Regions from separate parts of the Homo sapiens genome. Here region 1 is linked to region 2. The links are chromatin loops, found by intact Hi-C in ENCODE. Cell type or tissue: endothelial cell of umbilical vein. All regions are shown on one strand. Links, peaks and the distances in the headings refer to the core of each region. The heading gives the core; the rest is flanking DNA.

Region 1 (5,380 bases), core at 80-5,079, 67 kb before region 2:
TCATGAGCTGATACATTCTTATATTGCTTAGGTCAGTTTGAGTTGCTTTTTTTTGACTTGTGCCATAAAGAGTCCTGGCAGATCAGGCTCTGTTGGGGCTCTTCTGCTGACCTGGCTCTCCACTTTCCTGCTCCCTAGTGATGCTTCTCTGTCCCAACAAAGAGAGGTATGAGGTCTCTGCTCTGCTGACAAGCCTCTAGTGCTGATGCAGCATTGACTTGCAGATGTGGGGGGCTTTAGAATCAGACACCTGGGTGTTTAAATCCCTCACAAGCTGTGGGACCTTGGACAAGTTGTCCACCCTCTCTTACTTTAAGTTTTCTCTCAAAAATGGAACAACAGCAACAAAAATCAACCTCTCTCTCTTAGGGCTCTTGTGAATGAGATGATGCATAGAAAATCTGGCACGCAGTAGGACCGCAGCCAGCTTCACCTCCATGTCCCTCTGCTCTTGCCTCTTCATCACAGAGGGTGCTCTACTGTGCTTTGAGCCTTAACGTAGACTCTGGCCTTCTGGAGGTCAGCTTCTTAGACTTAGAATGCCAGTGAGTTTTTGAAAAGAAAACAAATCCCTATTGCCAGAGAAGATGAACAGCTCAGCCATTTGCTAAAACAAATATTAGTTCAGGGCTGTCCAGGGAGAGCAAGCAGATCCAAGCTCTGCTTGTATTTTGTATCCTTCGAGGAGCTGGTGCGTCTGCTGCTGAGGACAAGCATCTTGTGGGGAGGGTGGGAGGAGGGCAGTTGCCCTGGAAGCTGTTCTCGGCACCCCACCTCCTGTCCCTCCCGCCGGCATTACTTATCAGGCATCTGGGGCATTTATCCTGCGCCTGCCCTCTCTGTGTCTGCCTGGGCTCATGTTCTGGCCTGGGGCCTGGAGTTGGCTTCTCTTGGCCTTGACCATATCCAGAGGATCGCAGTCAGATCCACTGGTCTGACTGGCTGTGCATTCAGACAGGTTCTGAGAATGGTCAGGGAGACACAAACTCCCACTCATGGGTATTCATGGCTCACATTGTAGTCCAGGGTTTGCCAGCCTGTGTGCTATTGACATCGTGGGTCTGGTAATTCATTGTTGCGTGGGGCTGTCCTGGACATTGCAGGCTGTTTGACAGCATCCCGGGCCTCCACCCACTAGATAAACAGTAGCACTCCCCTCCCCTAGTTGTGAACAACTAAAAATGTCTCCAGGCTGTACCTAATACTACCCTGGGGGAAAACATGGCCTCTAATGGAGAACCATGATTCTAGTAGAAGGCAGCGGAGACAGCTGGAGTTAGCTATATCTTGGTTCAAATCCTGGCCCTATCACTCACCAGCTGTGATATTGGGCTGGTTAACGTAACCTCTCTGAGCCTCAACTTGTGAACCTGTAACATGGGAACCATGATAGCACTATTTCATAGGACGGCTGCGAGGGAATGACATGAGATCATTTACAGGGAGGTGCCTGCCCCCCGGTCTCCTCTCTCCATGTCAACCTGCTTGTATAGACTGTAAACCCCACGAGGGCAGGGGCATGCCTCTGTCGTTCACCGCTGTGTCCCCAGCCCCCAGCACAGTGCCTGCTGCGTGTCGGCGCTCAGGAAATGAATGGTATTCTTCGATGCTCTGGGCTTTGCTGAACTTACACTTTACTGCTACTTAATGCTCTTGACAAAAATCCCCTTAGCTCCTGGCCTCCCTGAGGCCGAAAATCTCTACTCAGTCTGGGTTTTATATGCTTATCCGAAGCTCACAGTTGCCTCCCTTGGGAAGGTTCTAGAAAGCCTGCTCTTGCCCTGGCCCACTGTCACCACCCTGGAGTCAGTTTGATGGCAGTGGCTCCAGGAGCATCAAGCTCCACATTTCCATTGCTGACTCCCAGGGCATCCCCTAGACCATGGATCATTGGCAGAGTGGAGGTGATTGACATATCCTGCAGGGCATCCTCCAGACCATGGCTCATTGGCAGAGTGGAGATGATTGACATCTCTTAGGTCCAATGCCAGGGCATCCTCCAGACCATGGCTCATTGGCAGAGTGGAGGTGATTGACATATCCTGGGTCCAATGAAAGATCAAGTCCTTTCCTACTCCAATGACCAGCTCCACTCACCACCTTATGAGGCTCCCTTGGATGACTCCTAATCCTGCAAGCAGGCAAATTGGTGGACTTCCTATCATTTCTGTGTCCTAAAGGCTAGTTTAAGAATATAAACTAGGCCGGGTGCAGTGGTTCACGCCTGTAATCCCAGCACTTTGGGAGGCCAGGCGGGCGGGTCACCTGAGGTCAGGAGTTCAAGACTGGCCTGGTCAACATGGTGAAACCCCGTCCCTAGTAAAAATACAAAAATTAGCTGGCCGTGGTGGCGGGTGCCTGTAATCCCAGCTACTCGGGAGGCTGAGGCAGGAGAATCGCTTGAACCCGGGAGGCGGAGCTTGCAGTGGGCTGAGATCATGCCACTGCACTCTAGCCTGGGTGACAGAGTGAGACTCCATCTCCAAAAAAAAAAAAAAAAAAAAAAAAAAAAAAAAAAAAAAAGAAGCCAAATTATGTCTCCAGAATTATTTTTACCAAAGGAAGTAGGGCATTTCATCTCAGGATGATGTGTCTAGACCTGTAGTGAGGCTTATGGTGATGGGAGGGCAAGATAAGCTTTTCCTTTGAAGGTGAAACCGTGCCCCAAAGGGTTAGAGAAACGAATGACTAAATGTTTGGGCTTACAGGATAGCAGATGAAAAACCAGTTGCCTAACAGCTGAAACAGAACTGTGCCCCAAAGAGTAAGAAACCAGTGACTAACGGATATCCTTGAATTTGCAGGACTGCAGATAAGAAAAGAAAAAACTTACAGCAATGCTGAAACTCCCTTCCCTTGCAGGATAACAGAACTGGCTGAAATCGGTGAAAACCAATACGGCTGACTGGAGTTTGCGCAGAATGAGCTTGCTAATGTCACCACCTCAAATTCCACTGCATGCTTCATACTTACTCCCCCTGAATGTGCACGTGCGATCCAGGAAGTAGTATGAAGAGATAACTGTGCATGCCAGAGGACTTTCCAGCCTCCCATTTCCTTCCACCAGTCACCCACCAATCCTAGAATCCATTCCCTAAACCTTTTCTAACAAAACTGCTGCCCTAAAGCTGGCCCAGGGAGACAGATTTGAGCTGGACTCCTGTCTCCTTGTTGGTCCACTTGCAATAAAAAGGTTTTCTTTTCTCAAAAATCTGGTGTCATAGTATTGACTTCTAGTGCATCAGGCAGTGAGCCCCCTTTGCTTGGTAACAAAGGCACTGCCAATTAAGTAGGGAAGTCAAGACGAATGAGACAAGTAAAGAACATACAAGCTCCAAAGTGATGATGAGAGATTGTGAATGGAGCTGGAGAAGCTGCTCAGGTGCCCTATCCTGACTTCCAAATCCCCCTCCACCTGCTGTACCACCACCACCACCACCCTGATTTAGGCATCACTGCCTCTGACTTGAAATATTATGAATGGCTCTGACTGGTCTCTCTCCTTTCATCTGCCTCAAATCTGCCTCCAGAGATATCAAGCTGGTTTTTCTAAAATGCTAATCTGATTATACCACAGCATGCCTGGAAACTGTTTAAGGTTTATTGTGATGTTATCTGCAATCATGGAACATTGGAAACGATTGGGGAATGGTTAAATAAATGGTGGTACATATCCGAAAATATTTCATAGCCATTACAAATAATGTTTTAAAAGAGTAATTAGAGACCTGGAAAAATACTTGTAATGTAATGAGAAACTGGATTCAAAACTATTTGGTATGATAAAGGTTTAGTAAGTATGTCCAGAAGTATGTCCATGTATATAATTGCAAGATTGGAATTTTATATATATATGGAAAAAAGTAACAATGATTATTTCTAGTTAGTAAGATACAGAGGATTTTTTATTTCTTCTAGGCTATAAACTTTATGAGGTCAGAGATTGTCTATCTTGCTTATTATTAATTTCTAATCCTTTACTAGGTATCCTGTACTGGTATTTAATCCTCTACTGGTATATAGTAGGCAAGCACTTGAAATGTTTTATGAGTGGAATTGAGTATGGATTTTTTTTTTTTTTTGAGATGGAATCTTGCTCTGTTGCCCAGGCTGGAGTGCAGTGGCACGATCTTGGCTCACTGCAACCTCCGCCTCCTGGGTTCAAGCAATTCTCTACCTCAGCCTCCTGAGTAGCTGGGATTACAGGCACCCACCACCATGCCCGGATAATTTTTTGTATTTTTAGTAGAGACAGAGTTTCACCTGTTGGCCAGGCTGGTCACGAACTCCTGACCTCATGATCCACTCACCTCAGCCTCCCAAAGTCCTGGGATTACAGGTATGAGCCACTGCGCCCGACCAGAGTATGGATTTTATAATTTCCAAATTTTGTTCAAAAACATTGTCTTAGTTTGTGATTCCCTAGAAGCAGACACTGAGACAGGGTTTGGGTGCAAGCTGTTTATCCAAGAGGTGAGCTCAGATAGGGGACAGGGGAGGTGACACAGGGAAGGGAAGGGAGCCAAACTGTGTGTTACTCATCAGGTTACCACGTGGGAAGTGGCAGTTCATCCCACTGGGAAGCTCTAGAAGACTGCACAGAACATGTAAAATATCAGAGGGGCAAGGAAGCCGTGGTATTTATTCTCCAGTTCCCACCTGTGATGGCTGAGGGCAGCACCTGGGAGAGGTGAGCCCAGGTGCTTGTAGCAGGACACAGTCATCAGAGACTGGAATGGCAAGAGCTGAGAAGATGTAGGTAGGAAGTTGACAGGCTCTGCTACAAGCATGATAATTTAGAAATAATAAGAAAAGGCCTGGTGCGGTGGCTCATGCCTGTAATCCTAGCACTTTGGGAGGCCTCCTCACCTGAGGTCAGGAGTTTGAGACCAGCCTGGCCAACATGGCGAAACCCCATCTCTACTAAAAATGCAAAAACCAGCTGGGCGTGGTGGTGCACACCTGTAATCCCAGCTACTTGGAGGCTGAGGCAGGAGAATTGCTTGAACCCAGGAGGTGGAGGTTGCAGTGAGCTGAGATCGTACCACTGCACTCCAGCCTGGGCATCAGAGCGAGACTCTGTCTCAAAAAAAAAATATTTAAAAAATATTAGCATGTAATTATTAATGGCCTTGGGGAAGTTCCTTAAGGTTCCTGAGCCTGTGACTTTATATTCAAAGTAGAGACAGTAATTCCTGCCTGGCCTTGCTCTTAGGATTTGAGGAGAGTCGTGTGTGTGTGTGTGTGTGTGTGTGTGTGTGTGTGTTTTGTGGACTGAATGTCTGTGACCTCCCAAAATCCATATGTTGAAGCTTAACCTCCAATGAACGTGATTGTATTTGTAGGAAGAAATGCCAGTGGTCTGTCTCCCCTGCCATCT
Region 2 (5,380 bases), core at 61-5,060:
TTCTGCAGAGGCTTGTCATGGTCGTAAGATGCCAGATCTGACGAGGAGCCCCTTTCATGCCTGTGCTGTAGGAGAGGCTTGAGGGCCAGGCCTGGGGAGCATGGATTCTGTCTTGAATTCCTTTCCTGGTCCTGCTGTTGGAAAAGGCTATGCAGGGAGCGGGTTCTTGAGGCAGGTATCAGAGATGCAGGAGAAGAGGCAAGAGAGAAAGCAAGCATCTCTGTCTACATCCAGAAATTAGATGCAAGGCCTGAAGTTTTCCCATATCTCTGAGAAATTCAGGTGAGGAAAAGGCACGGTTTCCCTTTTACAAAGATAAGATACATTTAGAGTTTGATTAAGCATTGAGGGAGAACAGCTGGAGTTAGTGGGGACAGTACTTATTATAATGCCTGTTTTAAGAAATAGTCACATTTTGGGGGAACAATACCATGGATTATCTGCCATGGCCTAGAGCATCACGGATAAGAGGGCATGCTCCGGGATCAGTCTGGGCTCTGCCTCTCTTTAGCCTTGTGGCCCTAGTCAGGTTTCTTCACCTCTCTGGGCCTCAGTTTCCTCATCTGTGAAAAGGGAACAATGATAGTACCTACCTCAGAGGTTGTTGTGGGGATTAGTTGAGCTAATACATGTAGCTTATGTATTACTGTATGCTCATGTATTACTGGCATAGTAAGTGTCACATAAATGTGAGTTGCTATTATTTATGATTGCTATTACTATCACGTAGGATCTGCTGTCTGTGATGGGGAGAAGCCAGCCAGGGGTGCACATAGTCAAATCCTAAGGTGCCACCGTCACTATCACCAAAGGAGGACATAGATGACTTCTGAGGCATATCTACATTGCTCAGCCTTGTGCTGGCAGGTGGCAGGGAGGGAACCGCTGCATCTGCCACAGCCCCAAATCTAAAGTGGGAAAGGGGCTTGGGATTGCACATAGATGCCCTGAGGCTGTAAGGAATGCCGCCTTGGAGAGCTCCTTGGAAGGAAAGCTTTGGGGGAGCTGAAGCAGAGGGTCTCAAATTTAGAGTGCATCAGAATCGCTGGGAAACTCATTGAATTTCAGCTTCCCAGGTTCATGGTTATTGGGCGGGGCTGCAGCATCTGCCTTTGAAACAAACATCTCTAAGTGATTATGATGCAGTTTTCCTTAGTCTGCAGTTACCTGGGAGACACAGCACATGTAGCTTCTGAGAAATGAGCACCTGAGCTCCCTCACATGAACTGACTTCCTTCTTGGCTGAGAGAACTTCAGAGGTGCTAGGTTTTTAATCAGGGTTCCTGGCACCGTGACTCTGACCCTCAGCTGAGCCCTTGCCATGAATATAAGCTTAGTTTTTATTCTGATCACAGACAGAGCCACAGGCGGACTGGCCACAGACTGCTCTGGTCCTTGCTATATACTCATCCCTAATCCTTACCACGTACTGACCTCTACCCGTGACCTCGGCATAAATCCTGACTGTGGTCACCAGTGAAGCCCTCATCATAAACATAGACTAGCCTTTGCCTTTGACCCTTCCCCAGGCAGAGTGCCAAGCACAAGCTCAGCCAGCTGACTCTCACATGAGGGGATGTGGATGGTTCTGCGGAGCCTCCTCCTCCCCCAGGGCTGGAGACACAGCTGACAGCCCACACCCTGCTTGGTGGCCTCTGGTGGGGTTGAGGAGAGGGCTCTGGGACACAGGGACTGTGCGTGAAAGGTGACCCTAGCTCCACACGCAAGGCTGATTAACGTGTGTCATGCTTCCCTCATTCCCCAGGCGCCTTCTCCAGATCATTTCTCCTCTGATTAATTCCTCAGAACAAAGCTTGCAGCACTTATGTGGAGATTGACTGGAGGACCCTGAGGCTGTTCCCCAGTCGGCTCCTAGGCCTTTCCTGGGTGCTTGCGCTGGTGAAGTGTCTGAGGGGCAGGGAGGCCTGATGCCCAGAGCCTGGCCAGAATGCAGACAGTGTTCTGCCTCCAGGATGATGGGTTTGCTGGTTTTTTGGAGACAGTTTCCCACTGGAGCCAAATCGAGTGAGTGACATTCTGACTTAGGAGTCACTGACATACTGGGTTGAAATCTGTCAGGAGGTGAAATGGGTTCTCCTTTACAAAGATAAGATAAAAGTAGAGTTTATCTTACTGCTACCAACACCACCATTGTTATCTTTGCTATCTGCACTATGAAAAATTCTTTACTTGAGTAATTTCATTTAACACTTAAATCCCAGGATTAAAACAAATAATGAGTAACTCAGTATATACGAGTATCACTACTGACAGGAGATGACACATCGCTCCATTGAGTTCAGGACCAGGGAAGTGAATTCCTCAGTGGACTTGCAGATTTCCCATTACTATACTCTGAAACACATGAAATCCATATAATTTCCTTTGTTTTCTTGGCTACAAGGAAATTCCAGAATTTCTCAAATTGCTGTAGCTTTCTGCTGTTGAAAGTTCTCAATGTAACTCTTGTCTACCCATCTGTCATTATTTCTTGGTTCCCAATTAGTAAACAAAAAATACATAAAAATTATAGTTTTGATGGTATTTGAGTCTGCACTACAAATAAATATGTGTATAAATGAACTGAAAATGCTGAACATTATTCTAAAGTCAATGTATTGATTGTGTGTTGGTTCTTCTCCAGTATGGTGGAGTACACTGCTAATAGACTCCTAATAGACTGACCCTCCTTCAGGTAATAACCATAAACCCTGGATAAAATATAGAAATCTGAAAGGCTCTGAGTAGTGAACAAAGACAGGCAGATTGTGTAGCGTATTTGAAACTTGGAAGAAGGGACTAGCGTGAAGTGGGTTTCCCCTTTTGATGACTTTTGATTTGAAGGAAGCTACGGTCATGACACAGCACAGAGCATCGAATATTCTGATAGAAAGCCCACTCTCTTTCTGGCCTGAAGAACCAGAGGACAGAGACAGAGGACAGCTGCTAGAAAATGAGGGAATGAATTCCAGAAAGGAAATAAGCAGAGAAAAGAGCCCCAAGTTCTGTGAATAAATTCTACCCAAGTCTCTGGCTGATCCCTGAGTTGTGCATGCATGGTGCAGACCCAAAGAAGCTTGCAGCTAAGGCCAAAACACCTGAAATGAAATTAGATCTGCTGCCCACTTCAGATGAGATAGAGTTTGTAGTTTGAAACTCAACAAGTTCGATGCCTGTTAAATAAAAACATTAACACTCTTCAGAGTAATATGACAGAATCCAGAGTCTCAACAATGTAACAATCCACAAAATTAGGGTATAATCCAAAAGTATTTGACGTATGAAAAAACACAAAAATGGGACCAATTCTCAAAGGAAAAGACAGTCAATAGAGGTCATGACCTAGAGACTGAAATTATCACACAAAGGAGTTAAAGCAACTACAACTGTAGTTGTATTACAATTATGGGAAACGTGGTTATAATGGATTTAAAAAAGGGAAATCTTAACAGAAATATAGAGCCTATAGAAAAAGAACAAAATACAAATTCTAGAACTAAAAAACAATTATATAAAATAAATAATTCACTAGGTGGACTTATTAGCAGAAAGGAAGTGACGGAAGAGTCAGTGAGCTTGAAGACAGATTAATACAAATGACTAAATCTGAGGAAAAAAGAAAAAAGATGAAAAAAAAAAAGAAGAGCTTCAGGGACTTATAGGGGAAATATAAAACTCTCTAACTTATAAATAATTGGAGTCCCAAGGAGAAAACCAGATAAAAACCATGATAGGAAATAACCACACAAATCTTCCAAAGTTTGGAGATGAGGACATACATTTACAAATTCATGAATCTTAGCAAGCCTGAAAGAGAATAAATAAGAAAATCATGCCTAGACATGTCAGAATTTAACTGCTAAAATCAGTGTCAACCAGAAGGGTTTTGGATACGAGTGTATTCATTTATTCAATGAATGTTTCTTGAGCTGCGTATCAGACACTGTTGGTGTGCTATGAGCACAACCTAATGCTGGAAACTTTCGGAGAGGAATGGGGGCAATTACTGGAATTGGTTTAAGATTATGTTTTGTTCAGTAAGATCAAATTTACATGAAGAATACAAGCAGAATAAACCTGGAGTTCGGGACATGAAGACAGTTCAGGAACACCGTTCAGGAGCATCTCAGAAGAAGAGCATCGAAGACTTTGAGGGGAAGGGAGTGAGGTCTGATGGGCGAGGAGACTTTAAAAACTCAGGTGGAGCATTTATGGGCAAGGACAATGAAGTATACTCTGACTCTGGGCTGTTCTGCAGTGACTTCAGTCTAGACAAAAGTCTGGATAAAAGAGGAGGAGGGGTCATTGGATAGCTTTGTGACGGTCCCATAGGCTGCAGGAGGAGTTGTTTTGAGGCAAGTGCTAGAAAGTTACCCTTGTAGTGTTGGTGTCTTGGTGAAACAGGGTCACTCATCAATTCATCATGAAACTGAGTGAGCAAGGGGGTCTCTGTTTAGAATTAAGGATGGGCATATTACCATGGGGAGCCAGAATGGAAGATCATGAGATGAAGGCTAATCAACCAAGAAGGAGGCAGGAGGGGCGAGAAGCAGGCAGAGGCAGTCTTTCCCTCTGAGAACATTCTCCAAAAGAGGCCTCTTTGTCACAAAATATTTAAAGTTAATATGTCCATGTGACAGTAGTTAAGATAATAAAAAAAATACTTGGAGAAATATGAAAGCAAGGGACATGGATTCAACACTTGACTGAAACATCAGTGGCCAGATGATGATCTGTGTAGGGAGAAGAGATAAATGATGGTATCTTTTTCAGTATTCACCTTCCGTGGGGGGCAGAGCTCCTTTCTCAGGTTGCCTCTTGTATTAGGGTTCTCCAAAGAAACAGAACTGATAGGATGTGGGCGTAGATATCGCTATAGGTATAGATATAGATATATCTTAGTTGACAGGATTAATAGGATGTGGATACAGATTAGATATGGATGTTGGTAACCTACAGGTCACATTTGGCAGGCTTCCAAATCAATCTCCTGGGGTAGGTCTCATGATGATTCATGGCTTACATCCTGTCCCTGAGTAAAGAATCTAAAGAACATTTTTTTTTTTTTTTTTTTTTTTGAGATGGAGTCTCGCTTTGTCCGCCAGGCTGGAGTGCAGTGGCATGATCTCGGCTCACTGCAACCTCTGCCTCCCGGGTTCAAGTGATTCTCCTGCCTCAGACTCCTGAGTAGCTGGGATTACAGGTGCCCGCCACCACGCCTGGCTAATTTTTGTATTTTTTTTTAGTAGAGACAGTTTCATCACATTGGTCAGGCTGGTCTCGAACTCCTGACCTTAGGTAATCCGCCCCCCTCAGCCTCCCAAAGTGCCGGGATTACAGGTGTGAACCACCGTGCCAGGCCCCTGAGTCCCTCAAATCC

The links. A loop is a pair of places that touch in the nucleus more often than their neighbours do. Peaks named below come from ENCODE experiments on the same cell type or tissue, not always from the same donor. Only the 100,000 strongest peaks of a DNase experiment are listed, where the experiment ranks them.
Region 1: it touches region 2 in a loop (4-fold over the local background); 2 of 110 quality-filtered maps call a loop at or near these places.

The regions. Positions count from the first base shown.
Region 1 is chr17:5,756,879-5,762,258 of GRCh38, forward strand. No RefSeq gene overlaps it. Among named protein-coding and RNA genes, the nearest start is that of NLRP1, 180 kb to the left of the region's middle. In endothelial cell of umbilical vein, for the core only: no CTCF peak of the experiment used is centred there; DNase peaks (open chromatin) are centred at 2,063 and 2,823; H3K27ac peaks cover 842 bases.
Region 2 is chr17:5,824,358-5,829,737 of GRCh38, forward strand. The region is part of intron 1 of LOC339166 (a long non-coding RNA gene); the gene reads left to right. Among named protein-coding and RNA genes, the nearest start is that of NLRP1, 240 kb to the left of the region's middle. In endothelial cell of umbilical vein, for the core only: no CTCF peak of the experiment used is centred there; DNase peaks (open chromatin) are centred at 1,534, 2,294 and 4,974; H3K27ac peaks cover 3,356 bases.